Regions from separate parts of the Homo sapiens genome. Here region 2 is linked to region 1. Evidence: chromatin contacts called from ENCODE Hi-C or POLR2A ChIA-PET data. All regions are on one chromosome and are shown on one strand. Each heading gives the region's core, a stretch centred on a gene start or an enhancer-like site at or near the end of the contact. The rest is flanking DNA. Distances are from core to core; before and after follow the strand shown. Region 1 overlaps PCSK6 (proprotein convertase subtilisin/kexin type 6). Region 2 overlaps PCSK6 (proprotein convertase subtilisin/kexin type 6).

Region 1 (7,686 bases), core at 2,404-4,903:
GAGGTCCTGCTGTCTGTGCTGTAATTTCTCCTCCAGGAAAGACTATGCCATCGGCTTCTCTGTAACACAGGATGTGTGCGCTGGGCGTGGGTCAGGGTACATGGGATTGGTGGTCAGAGCTGGGGGAGAGCCCTCCTCGGCAGAGCTGCGGAGATGAAATTGGGAGTCAGATGTGGGCGGAAGGTTTGCAGACCTCCAGACATGAAAAGGAGCTGCTGACCAACGTCAGTTGGGCTCGGAAGGGATGGGTTTGTCTTTGCCGGGCATTTCACAGGTGGCAACCGCACCCCTGAACACTAGACAGGCAGTGTTTTCCTCGTCCTACAGATGGGGAATCAAAGCTGAGCAGGGGCAAAGGCCACAACTAGTCATGATGGAGGTGGGACTCGGACTCAGAGCCGCAAGGCCAGGTGTCTTGCTGTCCCAGGAGGGTGGGGGCTGGACAGGAGTTGTAGGCCCAAGACCCCATGCCATGTTTTCGTAATTCGCCTCGCCCTGGGAGACACAAAAGCAGGGCTTGGGTTAAATTGACAGGGGATAGTTCTCAAACACATTAAAGAAGCTACCGTTTGGCACTCGTGGTCTTCCAGGTAGCAGGCCTCCCCACGGCCCTCCTCTCTGGGCCCTTACTGCTCAGGATGGGTCATTGATCCGGCCTGTCATGGCACTGCCGTTACCCCTGTGGACAAGACCCAGCAAATCTTAAAAGACGTATAAAGCCATCAAATAACAAGACACCCCCTTTTTTTTTTTTTTTCGAGATGGAGTCTCACTGTCTCCCAGGCTGGAGTGCAGTGGCATGATCTCAGCTCACTGCACCCTCTGCCCCTTGGGTTCAAGGAATTCTCCTACCACAGCCTCCCGAGTAGCTGGGCTTACAGGCATGCGCCATCACGCCCGGCTAATTTTTTTGTATTTTTAGTAGAGATGGGGTTTCACCATGTTGGTCAGGCTGGTCTGAAACTCCTGACCTCAAATGATCCATCTGCCTTGGCCTCCCAAAGTGCTGGGATTACAGGTGTGAGCCACCTCACCCGTCCCAGACTCCCTTTAGCGGGGAAACAAAAAGTCATGCAAGACACATTTCACAGCCTTTGCAAACGCTTGCCCTGGGCTGCCAGCCAGACCTTTGCAAAGGACGGAGGCGCCTTCATCCCCACCCCCTTCCCAAGGGCACAGTTGGCCGCCCTTCTTCACCCCGACATCCTCACTCAGCACCTGCTTTATGGCGTATGATGCCACCTGTGGGGGCCCTGAGGGGGACACGTGCAGGTGTGGCAAGCAGCTGTTAGCTCCCAGGCCCAGAGCACCCCAGCCACTTAGGAGTGGTGCATGGTGGTGTTTCATGAGGCGCCAACCCAGATAATAAGTTATGACATTGCAGGTGGGAGTTGGGGTGACCCAAAACTTCCCCAAGAGGCACGATGACTCGCCGTAGGTTCCTGTCTCACCATCTAGAGCAGCCAGATCTTCATACATAGGTTTCCCTGAGAAAGCACCGTGGTGGGCAAGCGGCAGCCTCAGGCTCTCCACCCCCCACCTGCCCACACCCGGCCACTTTCATGAAGATTTCCACCTCGTTAAACTCTACTCAGCCCACCAGGAATTGGCCTCCATCCCTGTTGAAATAAGCAGAACCACCTCAGAGGCCTGGTGGTTGTCTGAGGACCGTTTTTACCTCAGAAAGGGGAGGTGAGAATTCTGTGACCCCACACCAGGTACAAGCGGCCTCTGGCTGCTTTATTTCCACCCATTCCGGAGGTGGACTCGGGGAACAGCCCACCCGCACCCCCGCTTTGAAATGCCGGGGGCCTGCTTGCCCAGATTTCATTCCTGTCAGTGTCGTCCCTTCTCTTTTCTTATCTCGCTATTTTTCTCCAGGTCAGAAAAATTGCCTTAAATGCCACCCAAGCTGTAAAAAGTGCGTGGATGAACCTGAGAAATGTACTGTCTGTAAAGAAGGATTCAGGTAAAACCCCCTCGAAACCTGAGGAATGTCAGGGCGGTGGCGCTGCTTGGAGTGTGTTATGGATTTACCACGTTGGTGCATTTCTCCTAAAAGCTGAACTGTCAGAGGCCCAAAGCCATTGAGGGTAAAGATTCCGAGTCCTGGAAATCGTGTGTCCACTTAGGATGGAAAGGGAGAGGATGGGCGGAATCTCTACATTTTACACAACATGGGCGAATTGGGCAAAGCAGCACTTGATCACATCACGTACAGCACAGGGCTGTGCCCAGATCCGCCTCCTTTCGCTCCAGCACCTCCACCTGCTCCAGTTCCCCTCGCTGTCTGGGCCGGGGATGGGCTGTAGCGGCTCACCCACCCTCTCTCCTCTGCATCCCTCGGTCTTCTCTTTTTCTCCCAGCTCCTGACATCTTCACGGCTTCCTGAGGGTGCTCTTTACGTTCCTGGTTCTCCCTGTTCATCAGGCTCAGCCCCATAAAGCTCAGCATGCATTTTCTTTAAAATCATTCTACTGGGTTAATGATTGTTCTTGGAATATTTTGAAATGTTTCTTCAGCCCATTTAATGCAACCAAACTGCATTTAATGCAATCAAATATACATTACCTGTTCCTCCGAATTGCTGTCTAAAATCTTAGAACATTCTGTTCAAAATTTTTTGGGGGACACTCCCATAGTAGGGAGACTAGCACCATGGTCCGCACTGGAAGGATCACCTCATGTCCAGATGCAGGTTCTGATGCAGCAGGTCTGGGCAGAGCCCACGACTCTGCATTTCCGCAGGCTGGCAGTGGTGAGGATGCTGCGGTCCAGGCAGGGAGCTGCTTTTGCAGGGTGAGGCGGTGGAGGGCTGCAACACACCCCCAGCCCCGTCTCCCTTCTCAAATGCTGTGAGGACTGGAATTCTCCATAGAAGAAGTTTCTTTTTTGGAGTAAAGAACAAAGGAAGAAAACTTACTGAGCATATCTTCTCTTATTCCAGGGGCTTGCACCAGTGTTGCCTCATTTAATCTTTGCAGCAACCTGTGAAGTAGACATAATTCTTACTCGCATTTTACAAACAGGGGAGATGAAGTTTCCCCAGGAGGCACTATGCTACTGCCTTCATTTCCTTCAGCCTGCCTCTTTCTTCCAGATCAGAGTACTGGGGAGAAGAGGACCCCAAGCAGCTAGGAGTCCAGGAGAGGGAAGGCAAAGCAAGGCTCCCAAAGTCATGCATCACATCTGCTGTCATTTAAACCTGTTGGCTGGACAAGGCAGGATTAGGAGTGAAAGGATGAACTGGCCCAGGAAAGGGATCCCCCAAAGATAAAAGAGTTGGAAGAGGAAGGAGGCATTCCGCTGGCGGCCTGGGAGAGGCCAGCTTTGATGTCCCAGGCTCTGCAGGTCAGGCAGCCCAGGAGTGGATCCTCAACCCAGGCTGGTAGCTGGGGGCATCAGGAAGAGGAGGCTCTGTGTTCCCAGCTCCCTGGAACCTGCCTGTTTCCCAGCAGAGAAGTGCTGAGGGGTCCCCGGGAATGCATTTATGCATCCCGTCCCATCCTGTAGGAGAGGGAAATCGGATACTCAATGTAGGAATGGTGTGCTAAAGAGAAAACGCCTCCTGTCGGTAGCCCCGCCACATAGAGGCAGTGCTTCCGTCACTGACGAGCTTTCAGAGAGGCGTGCAAACTCCAGACGCATCGCCAGCCGTCAGCCACAGAGAGCTTCCGTTTATTGCCCAATATCCTCTTAAGCTGTGACTTCTAATCACTGCAGTCATGTTAAAGCAGCAAGAGAGCAGCCGAGCCGCCGCCTCTGGCCCTCCATCTCTTCAGGGGGATCAACACAGGAAAGGTTTGCAGGGGAGTGTCAGTTATAAAGACATGATTTAACTGCCATTCGCAGTGGGCATGGCACCATGAAGAGGAAGGGCGCCGGGTGGGTGTCCGCCATCTATGCAGAGGAGCTTGCCAACATACAGACGTCTTCCTGCTAAATGCAGGTGTAAGAGATAGGAAAAACCAGTGTTTTCTCCTACTCTCACACACAAAATACAACACACTTCACCTCTGGTAGCCAAAACGTGTGGGTTTTTCCCCACACACCAAGCAGTTCTCCAGTGAACCGTAAGATATACGTAATAAATATATAGCTCAGGCTGAACGCAGTGGCTCACGCCTGTAATCCCAGCACTTTGGGAGGCCGAGGCAGGCAGATCACTTGAGGCTAGGAGTTCGAAACCAGCCTGGCCAACATGGCGAAACCCTGTCTCTACTAAAAATAAAAAAAATAGCCAGACATGGTGGTGCACGCCTGTAATCTCAGCTACTCGGGAGGCTGAGGCAGGAGAATCGCTTGAACCTGGGAGGCGGAGGTTGCAGTGAGCTGAGATCGTGCCACTGCACTCCCACCTGGGTGACAGAATGAGATCCTGTCTCAAAAATAAATAAATAATAAATAAATAAATAGCTCAATTCTGACGCTACTAGATGTGTCAGATCCTACAAATTGAGGGCTCAGCCCAAGACTGCCCCACTTTGATGTCAATCACGAGTCCCACATGGTAGCCTGTGCTTCTGAGTGACCAGCCATAAATCGGACTTGCCATGACCCCTCCTTGGGTTCGATTAATTGGCTAAAGCAGCTCACAGGGAAAGACTTTACTTACATGTGCCCATTTATTACAAAGGATATGGCACACAGCCAGATGAAGAGATGCGGAGGGTGAGGTTTGGAAGGGTTGAGCGCTGGACCTTCCATCCCTATGGGGCTGGGCTGGGCTACCCTCCCAGGATGTGGTTGTGTTCTTGTTCACCACCCCAGAGCTCTCCAAACCCTGACCTTTTGGGTTTTTATGGAGGTTTTGTTACATAGCCATGATTGATTACATCATTGGCCATTGGTGATCAATTCAGCCTTCAGCCCCTCTCACCTCCCAGGAGGGAAGTCAGAGTAGTAGGGCTAAAAATTCCAAAGCTCTGATCAATGGTTGGTTCCCTGGCAGCCAGCCCCTGTCTAGAGGCTGCCCAGGAACCCCCAGCTATCAGTTATTAAAGACATTTAGCACTTTGATAATTCCAAGGGTTTTAGGAGCTGTGTGCCAGGACAAAGACCGAACATATATTTCCTTTTTTTTTTCTTTTTCTCTTCACATATTTCTTATTATAAATCCCAGTGTCATAGCAGGAGTCTCCGGGTCTGACAGATGCACCCCAGAGCCCTTGCTCAGTATGGCAAACCCATCTAGAACATGTACGTCACAGACTGTACACAGTATAATCTCAGGAACTAAAGAGATAATAGTAGGTGATATTGATTCACACTGCTGTGTGCCAGACACTGAAATGTTTATGGGTATTAGCTCATTGAGTCCTCCAAGCAACTTTATGATGTAGAAACCAATTAACAGGAAGGGAAACAGATGTAGAGGGGCTGGCTGGCTTGCTTGGGGTCGAACACTGGGAAGGTGGCAGAAGCCATCCACGTGGGTGGTCTAGCTCAGCATCTGTGTCTCTGTCCAGCACTCGGCTGGCTGGAGTGAAGTGAGGGCACAAATGGGGCGAAAGAGGAAGGTAGGGGCTGCATCTGACAGGCCTGCTGGGGCTCCAGAGGGCGTCTTATTTCAAGTTCATTGCGAAGCTGCAGAAGGTTCCAAGGTTTCAAGCAAGAGAGGCAAGAGCGGGTTGGGGTTCAGGGCCAGCCTTGTAGCCGACAGCCCCGTCACACGCCATAAATGCCAACACTTCAAGAGGGACTTGACACTGAGACTGAGCTAGCGTGCCACCAGTGATGACCCACACAGCTCCACTTCTCTTCATGGGGTTTGGATTCGAGTTGGAGAAATGACAGTAAGAAAAAGCTATCACTGGGTCAAGGACGGAGCCTGGCGCCTGCTGCCTGGTGATGGGAGCTTTGCTTCCCAGGGCCTTGTACCCCTTCCTGCTGGGCCCCCAGCGGACTGCGGGATGGCTTTCCCGACTTTCCTTAGCTGAGAACTTTCGGTGACACAAAGAACTGTGCCTCAGCCACTTACATCTCCTCTTGGGAAAGGTGCTAGAGGGCAAGTCATAATTAGACTTTTGGAATGGATGTGGAAATCTGCCTCTTTCTTTTCAACAGCCTTGCACGGGGCAGCTGCATTCCTGACTGTGAGCCAGGCACCTACTTTGACTCAGAGCTGATCAGATGTGGGGAATGCCATCACACCTGCGGAACCTGCGTGGGTGAGTTCACCGCCTGCGGAGGCCTCGGGCCAGCGTCACCCAAGCGTAGGCTAGCTGCCTTGAACCCGAGAAAGCCCTAGGACTTCGTGGGCTTCTGCATTTATTGCAGCATTAAAATGCAAGGGCAAAACAAGGTACAAAGGCCCTACCAGGGACTGGGGGCCGGGAGAGTGGGGATTTAATGTTTAATGGTTACAGAGTCTCAACTTGAGAAATGACAATTGTTCTAAGGATAGATGCTGGCAATGGTTACATAACAGTGTGAATGTACTTAATGCTGCTGAACTGTGTACTTAAAAATGGCTGAGATGGTAGATTTTATGTACATTGCAGTGGCTCATGCCTATAACCCCAGCACTTAGAGAGGCAGAGATGGGAGGACAGCTCGAGCCCAGGAACTCAGGACCAGCCTGGGCAGCAAAGCTGTGAGACCCCGTTCTCCACAAAAGGAAAACGTTTTGTTGGAAATTTTTTTTAAAACCATGTTTTTAAATTTGAAACAAAATCCCAAAACAATGCAAAGGCCCACTTTGAACACGCAGCCTGAGGTTCTCATTAGAAACCCAGCCAGGCAGTGGCTTATTTCAGATGGGGAAAGGGATAAGAGATGCTCACCACTCATAAGCCATCTTGTCTCAGAGCTCAGCTCTTGCTGTGGAACGGCGCGGACAGAAACACAACACCATAAACATTGAGAGGGCTTTGGGAGAGGCGGGAATGGATCCAGGTGGGGATGGGGATGTTTTCAAACATAGCCTTAGTTCTTTGTGCCTATCTTCACTTATTTTGAACATTTTTTCAAAGAGGAAAAGAATTCTATAAACAATTTTACATGTATTATAATTGCCCACAAAGATGATGGCACAGATGTCTCCCAGGCACAGTTTTTATGCAGAATAGCAGAGAATTCATTCATTTTATTGGATTTTGTTTTGCAGAGCTATTTGCACAGTAAGTTGAAGTGCACCATCAGTCTGTGGGCTCGGATATGTTTTGGGTTAAGTTTTCTCCTCTCTCCTTCCTGTCCTTGGTACTTTGGTCCTTTCTAAGAAACTCACATCATATGAGCTTTTTCTGCAGTAATACTTTAAGAATTAAGTCTCTACTGGCCGGGCACAGTGGTTCATGCCTGTAATCCCGGCACTTTGGGAGGCCAAGGCGGGTGGATCACCTGAGGTCAGGAGTTCAAGACCAGCCTGGCCAACATGGTGAAACCCCATCTCTACTAAAAATACAAAAATTAGCCAGGTTTGGTGGCAGGCGCCTGTAATCCCAGCTACTGGGGAGGTTGAGACATGAAAATTGCTTGAAACCGGGAGGTGGAGGTTGCAAGGAGCTGAGATCACACCCCTACATACTTCAGCCTGGGCGACAGAGTAAGACTCTGTCAAAAAAAAAAAAAAAAAAACAGAATTAAGTCTCTGCTAAACCAGTTTCCATGATACTACTGTGCCTCAGAAATCCTGCAGAATGGGCACACCCCTCCCCACGTGGCCGGCCATGAGCACCCCATGCA
Region 2 (7,686 bases), core at 1,361-3,860, 39 kb before region 1:
GGTGGCTCATGCCTGTAATTCCAGCACTTTGGGAGGCCGAGGCGGGTGAATCACAAGGTCAGGAGATCGAGACCATCCTGGCCAACATGGTGAAACCCCATCTCTACTAACAATACAAAAAGTTAACCAGGCATGGTGGCGGGCACCTGTAGTCCCAGCTACTTGGGAGGCTGAGGGAAGAGAATGGTGTGAACCTGGGAGGTGGAGCTTGCAGTGAGCTGAGATTGCGCCACTGCACTCCAGCCTGGATGATAGAGCAAGACTCCAACTCAAAAAAAAAAAAAAAAAAGCTTCACCTTGCACTCCATTGCTTGGCCAAATCCCAGGAGTGAACCTTTAATTCTTCTTTGTCTCCTTCACCATCTGCTTCCAGAATATATCTCAGTCTGCCCACTGCCTCAGTTCAGTCCCCTATAGTGTCTTACCTCCTCATTCCACTGGCCCCCCTGCCTCAACCCCTACTGGCTAGAGCCACTCTCCACCCAGCATCCAATGATCCTTTTAAAATATAATTCAGAAAATGATGCACCCCTGCTAACTTTAATGACCTCCCACAGCTCTTAGAGCAAAACCCAAATCTCTTAGCCTGACCTGCACATCCTGCTAGCACCTCTCCACCGTGAATCATTTCCTGCGCCTCATCATTGACCTCCGTTCTGTTCCCCTAACATGCCTGGTCTTACCTCCATGGGGCCTTGGCACGTGCTGCTCCCTCCTTGGGGACAGCTGTCCCTAGGGCTTCCCATGGCTGCAGCTCAGACCTGGCCTCATGGAGGGGTCTTATCTGAATGCCTGTGGTGGATGTCCTACCCACTCTCCCACCTTACACTCCTACAGAAACATAAAGGCAGGGGATGAGAATGGGGAGGAATAAAAATTTGCTGAGATTCTGATTCCACATTTAGTGGGAGGGGTGATGGATTATGTCTTACTCTTAGCACTGATAGAGACATATAAACTCAAATATCTTCCTATAATAGAGAGATAATCAAGATTTAAAACAGGATGCCAACCTTCCAGATCACTAGAGGGAAATAAGAGTGAAGAGAAATTGATCAATATGCCAAAAAAAAAAAAAAAAGAGAGAGAAAGAACTATAGGCAAATTTGAATAGGGATACGGAAGTCTTAAATAAAACATTAGGAAGTGGAATTCATCAGTTTATTCAAAGAATACTCCCCTCCAAGAACACAGCCTTCACTCAACAGATACTTATTGAGCATTTACCAAGTTCTAAGCACTGGGGATGCACTGGTGAACAAAACAGATGCTAAGCTTACATTCTGGAAGGCAGAGGAGGCCGTGAAACAAGATTACCAGGCAGGAAGCTGTTGTCCATTAGATGATGAGAAGCTCTAAGGAGAAAAATGAAGCAGGGCAGGGTGACAAGGGCATTTCAGGGTGTACCGGGAAGGCCTCAGGGAAGGGACATTTGAGTAAAGCTCAAAGAAGATGAGGGGGTGAGCTCTGCAGACATCTGGGAAAAGGGCATTCCAAGCAAAGCGTTCAGGGGATGCTGAGGCCCCCGGGCAGGAGTGTGCCTGGTGTGTTCCAGGGGATGCTAAGGCCCCCGGGCAGGAGTGTGCCTGGTGTGTTCCAGGGGATGCTAAGGCCCCTGGGCAGGAGTGTGCCTGGTGTGTTCCAGGGGATGCTAAGGCCCCCGGGCAGGAGTGTGCCTGGTGTGTTCCAGGGGATGCTAAGGCCCCCGGGCAGGAGTGTGTCTGGTGTGTTCCAGGGGATGCTAAGGCCCCCGGGCAGGAGTGTGTCTGGTGTGTTCCAGGCACAGCAGAGAGGCCCCCGAGGCTGCAGGGGGCAGTGGGAAGAGGAGCAGAATAGGACAGGACCAGGCATTGAGAGCATAGGGACCAGATCGCACTGGGCTTTGTCAGCCCTCACAGGGACTTGGTTGGAAGTCACTGAGAGATTTTAGGCAGAGGACAGAGGTGATCTGAACTTCTGTGTTAATAGGCTGACAGCTGGTCAGAATAGACGGAAGTGAGGGTGGGAGAGGAACAAAGGCGGGGAAGCCAGTTAGAAGGTCATTGCAATATCAGGTGAAGGTGACTCCGACGGGGCAGCATCAGTGGAGTGTATGAAGCAGTCAGATTCTGAAAGCAGGGTCGAGAGATGTGTAGATGGATCAGATGTGGGCTGTGAGAGGAGAGAGGGGGCATGGATGACTTCAGAGTTTTTGTCCTGCACAGTAGAAGAATGGAGTCCTAGTTTCCTAGATCTGGAACATTGCAGGGGGGGAAGATGCTGGAGAGAAGATCAGGAGCTTGGATTTGGGTGGGTTAAATCAAAGATACTTACACAAGTCCAGGCAGAGATATGTACCTGGAGGTGAGAGGGAAGACTGAGCTAGAAATCCAAATTCGGATTAGGTATATTAAGTATCGTCAGCCTTTCAAGCTGTATGAGCAATGGAAGGAGATCTGTTTATATAACAGTGATTCACACGTTTGGAGCCTGTTGCGTGTGGGTGCTGAGCGAGCTTTAGGCTTGCAGTGGTGCACAGCACGGAACCGCATGCCCTGCACACCTGTGCACCTGCCACACTGCTTCCTGCCCAGCCAGATGCTGCCATATCAGCTCCCTGCTTGCTGCCTGCATGGCACTCAGCAGCTCTGGCCTTGGCCTTAGCACTGATGGGCTTGCCATCTGCAGCCTTCCTTCCTTCCGGTCCTGCTGTGCCCTGAGAGCCTCCTGCTGCATGGTGTATGATAGGTGCCCAATAGGTGTTGGCGGATTAATTAGTCCAGTTGGAACCCTCTGTAACCACCACATGACCAGATGCTCTGTGTGCTACAGAGGACACAGGATTAGTGGATACAAGAAATACTTCCTGAGGGTAGCCCCAAATGAAGTCTTGACACAGGTCGATCTCCACCCCTCAGCGTGGGTAGAAACTGGATCTTTGCTTTCAGAAGGTTGAGACGGGTGCAGAATAAACACCTTGTGGTACCTTCCAGCTCTGACCTTCTAGGGCCTACTGGAATTTGGGGGGCGGGGACACATTCTCCAGTGTCATCACAGAGAGTATGCACATTCCTGCAAGGGCGTCTGGAGTCAGTTCATTCCATGCAAGCTTTACCCTGTAGACAACTGCCACTCCTGAATGTGGTCCAGAAACAGCAAGTACAGGCATGCGTCCTGCCACAGCTGACGCACGGCAAGCCCTCCCTGCTGTGTGTGGGGAGGACGGGCGCCTTCCTGTCACCCACAGGCTCTGTGCATCCTCCCCAAGCACAGTGAGAGCTAGCCTGGGAGCCTGGGTCCCACCAGCATCTCTCCACAGTGGAAATCCATGTGGCCCTCACATGGGACACTGCAGTTGCAACTGAGTCTCCCCAACCTGCCCTGCTCACTTCATTCCAGGGCCAGCCTCTGAGCTTGTTGTTCAGCATGGCGGCTGGATCCTCCCAGGGTGAGGGAAGGGAGTGATGGAGTGAAGCCAAAAGGGGTCAGAGGGGCTCAAACAAAGGCCAAGCGGCCCTTTCCAGGTTGGCGTATGGGCCCAGTGCTTTTGAGGTTGATCCAGGATAAGCCCTCTTCAGCCTCCAGATGAATGGTACCTCTTCCGGCTGTTCCTGAAATGTCAAAATGGGAGGTCTGCGTATCCTAACAGACATGTCTCCGATGCATTTTGCAGAGGTCCTGCCATGTGCCAGATGCTATGCCAGTGCTCGGGCACAGAGAGGCTCCAAGACACAGTTCCTGCCCCTGAGGAGCCCACAGGCTAGTTGGGAACATTTCGGATTTCAGGAACCAATAGTACCATGCACAAGGGCCCAAGGGCCACCAGTGACCCAGAGGAGTGCCCCAAGTTCAGTGGAGCAAACAGGGATTTCCGGCTGAAAGAAACAAGGAAGGGCTTGTGAGGAAGGGTCTGCCTAAGGCCAGATTCTCAGGAGTTCCCCAGTGTCACTTTGTTTTTTTTTATCTTAGTAGCATAGAAAATACAGGCCATTAGGAGATGGCGACTGCCCCAAGGGTACGGCTGTCCTTTTGTAGAATGAAGTGCCAGGCATTGCCCACATATGACCTGCCTTACTCCGCCTACCCCCAGGGGTGAGACTTCTCAGGGCTGGCCTTGCTCCCCAGGCCCTGGGAGGGACCACAGAGGGGCTCAGCAGTGACGAGCCAGGCTTCCCCACCCGATCCACTGGGCAAGCGACGGGGATGTCAGGCCGAGACAGTCCTCAGCGATGACCTGCCCTAACTCCCCTCCTTCCAGGGGCAGGTCTGGGCCCTTCCATGAGTGCAGAGCAGAGGTGGGAGCTTCCTGGCCAGGCCGACATAAGGAAAGGGCCTGCTGCCTCTGGGAGGATGCTCTGGTGCCCACAGAAGGCGTCAGTGTGGATGGGGGCCTGCAGTGGACGGGCATTGAGGTGTGGAGGAGAGTCTGAGAAGATCTCTATCAACCACCAGAGAGCCAGGAAGCACCCCCTAGGAGGAAGGGTGAAAATCCGTGTCTACCCAGAGCTCACCAAGGCACTGGTTATGCTGTGCCCAAAGACCCGGGACCCAACGTAGGCATTGTTCGCAATAAGACCTACCCCCAGAGCATGCCTGTGAGGCCACGCCAGGTGGGCAGGACGGCCGCTGGCCGAGGCTTCTCATCAGTGCATGGGTGGAGAGGGAAGCCCAGCCTGCCTGCACGCTATGACGCTATTGTGTACACAGGGAGGCAGGACCAGCCCCAGCACTGAATGTTCAGGTCAAGCTGATAGTGCCTGTTGGGGACCTCAGCCTGGGAAGGTGACAGAGAAGACCTAGGTTGCCCTCTAGCTCCAGGATTCAGAGCTCTAGAGGCCGGGAAAATGCAGGGCTGGTCAGCCAGGAAAATGCAGGTCTGGTCAGCATCGTCAGCATCGAGTCAGCTGCCTGTCAGCCTCGTCGATGCCGAGGTATGAACTGATCTCAAATGGGCAGGATCTTCCACTCCCTGGTTGTCTGGTGAGGGTGGCCTGTGAGTGCACAGTCACCACCAGCCTCAGTGCCAGGCACAGTGCAGCACACACACACGCGTAGACCAGAAAAGCAGGCAGTCCTCACTTCTCTACAGGCATTCCAAGAACCTGTGCTTGGGGCAGGGTGCTTCGTTTCTGTGGTGTTCATTTCAATCTCCTGCAAATCTCTGCAAGTTAATTGCTTTAAAAGAAAATGAAAAGAAAAAAACTGCTCCAATGGTGTTCTGTGTAAAAGTGCTTTAAAATCTATGCTAAGACCCAGGATTTATGAAGTAATTAAGTGATCTGACTGATGCGCTAGCTCCAATAATACCTCCTGTCAGATTGAACGTGGCTTAGGTAATTAGTTTTAAAGCCATTTTTAAAGGTTGAGTAGCACATCAGTCATCCATTTTCCTCTTCAGTTCCCAGGCCAAGGATCTGGGTCCTCCCAGGATCACTCTCTTCCAGGAGGCAATTTAGGAATGGAATCGAGTGTGAATCCTGCTTTGCAGTCTTGCAGCATTTGCAGATACTAACAGCTCTTCATTTATTCCTGCACACCTATATTATTTATTTATTTATTTATTTATTTATTTATTTATTTATTTATTTTGAGACAGTCTCGCTCTGTTGCCCAGGCTGGAGTGCAACGGCGCAATCTCGGCTCACTGCAACCTCTGCCTCCCAGGTTTAAGCGATTCTTCTGCCTCAGCCTCCCAAGTAGCTGGGATTACAGGCATCTGCCACCACATCTGGCTAATTTTTTTTTTTTTTTTTTTTTTTTTGTAGTTTTAGTAGAGACAGGGTTTTGCCATGTTGGCCGGGCTGGTCTTGAACTCCTGACCTCAGGTGATCTGCCCACCTCGGCCTCCGAAAGTGCTGCAATTACAGGGTGAGCCACTGCACCCAGCCCAGCACACCTTTATTGAACTCTACTTAGCTCCAGATTTGGGAACACTAGGACCTTGCCCCTGCAGTGCACAGTGTGGGTGTGGAAGAGGGGGCAGCTTCCACCGTGGGTGAGCTTGCTACTCCAGCCGTTACGCACAGAGCCTGCAAGGCTACGAACGGAGCTGGCAACGGTGCAGGCAGAGCTGGGGCGATGGCTCGTCCTGCAGAACATCTGTCGGAGAAGTTTGGCTGCATTTAAGAGAGTTGCCATCCAAAATGCCCGAGATTTTAAGTTTGGACCCAGAATGCAGAAAGTGTCTATTCTCTGAGAAACATGTATGCTTCATTCTCCCACGTCAGACATCAGACAGGCCTGGGGTTGGATCCTCCTGCCTCCGCTTTTCCTGTCTCTCTGGCCTCTGCGCTGGGTCTCCTCTCCTGTAAGATAGGGCTGTGCAGAAGTGAGACCCAGACCAAGTCACTGAAGAGAGGAGCCTTCCCAGCCCGCCCTTCTTGCCTCGGAGCCTACGTTGGTGGTTGCACCTGAACGACAAGGCAGAGCCTGTGCACCTGCCAAGGTCAGGCCAGCCTCCCCACCCAGGGCCACATCCCGCTCGGCACCCTCAGGTGCAGGAAGGTCCCTGCACCTCCTCATGACCTGGGGCCCCCATGGGCATGCCGGATGCATGCAAAGTGCTCTGCAGGAATCGAGCTTGGCTTTGTCAGCACTAAGGGGCATCTGCATGGTGTTCTCCTGTTCATGCAGCACACACTTACCTTGTCTGCACACCTGCCCCATGCCGGGTCTGCTGGGTAGGCATGGGTGTGAGGGGTGTTTCCTTGTTCTTCACTTCTTCCACCCCAAGAGCCCAGCTGAGTGTGCCCTGCAGGCAGTTTGACCAGGGCTATGTACAGGGCCCAAACTTTACTGAGTTGGCCTAGCCCTCCCTTTGTAACCAGGAGCCTACCTAAGGTGCTGGGGCACCTCCCACAGTCTTCCCCTGCCAGGGAGAATTGTGAGACATCAATGTCTAAATAGAAAAAATAATCAGGCATGCTTTCCAATCTTCTCTCTATAATTGACACCATGTATCTTATTTCATGGTTCCAAAGGGTTTTACGTACTTGGTATTCACATAGTAATAAATAGACTGTCTGAGACAATTGATGGCACTTTAAAAAATCCTGTGTCACTCTTGAACTCTGAGAATTCACTTTCTCCCTGATTAAAATTTCTTTTTTCTCTGATCTTTCATCTGTTTCCAAAAGAGCAGCAACCCACATGTGCTGTGTTTTTCCAGATTATTTCAACAGCATTATTTCCAGATTCCCACCAATCTAGGAAAGAAGTCCAATTTATCAAAAGAACGAGAGAGGAATAGGATGATGATTAGCACCTACGTGTTCTCCAGCAGGCACTGGGTGCTATTTTATCTCGCTGTTACAAATCAGTATAGAATCAGGGTAGATGATAATAAGGAATTAAAGTTTCAGGAAAAGTTATTCTTGCTAGTGATGCATATCATGGTATTTACAAATGAAGACATGACCACGATGCCTATGATTTGTGCTTTAAACTATTCCAGAGGGTGGGGGTGAGGAGTGGGAGAGTAGGAAGAGGGTGGGCGAAACCAGATTGAGAAAAGGTTGGGGATTCTTGGGACTGTGTGATGGGGCACGGGGACTCATTGTACTGTTTTCTCCATTTTATGTTTATTTGAGAATTTCCATTACGTGAAGAGTTTTTAAAAGCACATGTATGGGAAACATTTCTTCCGAAGAGGTCAGAATGCAAGACTGTCTGAGAGATTTACATGGCACAAGTAAATTTAACGATGTA

The links. A loop is a pair of places that touch in the nucleus more often than their neighbours do. ChIA-PET counts read pairs that join two places held with the same protein, here RNA polymerase II (POLR2A). Pooled maps may share reads with other maps.
Region 2: a loop to region 1 is called in a map of mammary epithelial cell, with 5 times the contacts of the local background. The contact joins two enhancer-like sites. A Hi-C loop is called at or near these places in 8 of 168 maps with a recorded cell type or tissue (MCF 10A, endothelial cell of hepatic sinusoid, gastrocnemius medialis and 4 more), 1 of 37 single-sample maps with no recorded cell type and 5 of 50 pooled maps. POLR2A ChIA-PET finds 5 or more read pairs at or near these places in 7 of 52 experiments (AG04450, K562, MCF 10A and 4 more).

Annotation. Positions count from the first base shown.
Region 1 is chr15:101,316,803-101,324,488 of GRCh38, reverse strand. PCSK6 (proprotein convertase subtilisin/kexin type 6) reads left to right here. Exons shown (of 22, transcript NM_002570.5): 18 at 1,882-1,969; 19 at 6,067-6,170. Among named protein-coding and RNA genes, the nearest start is that of PCSK6-AS1, 14 kb to the left of the region's middle. Within about 2 kb of position 3,653, at least 7 of the 41 ENCODE cell types and tissues checked have a DNase peak (open chromatin) inside an H3K27ac peak, as active enhancers do.
Region 2 is chr15:101,354,560-101,362,245 of GRCh38, reverse strand. The region is part of intron 13 of PCSK6 (proprotein convertase subtilisin/kexin type 6); the gene reads left to right. Among named protein-coding and RNA genes, the nearest start is that of PCSK6-AS1, 24 kb to the right of the region's middle. RefSeq lists enhancers at 1,255-2,198, 2,199-3,142, 4,087-5,030. Within about 2 kb of position 2,610, at least 4 of the 41 ENCODE cell types and tissues checked have a DNase peak (open chromatin) inside an H3K27ac peak, as active enhancers do.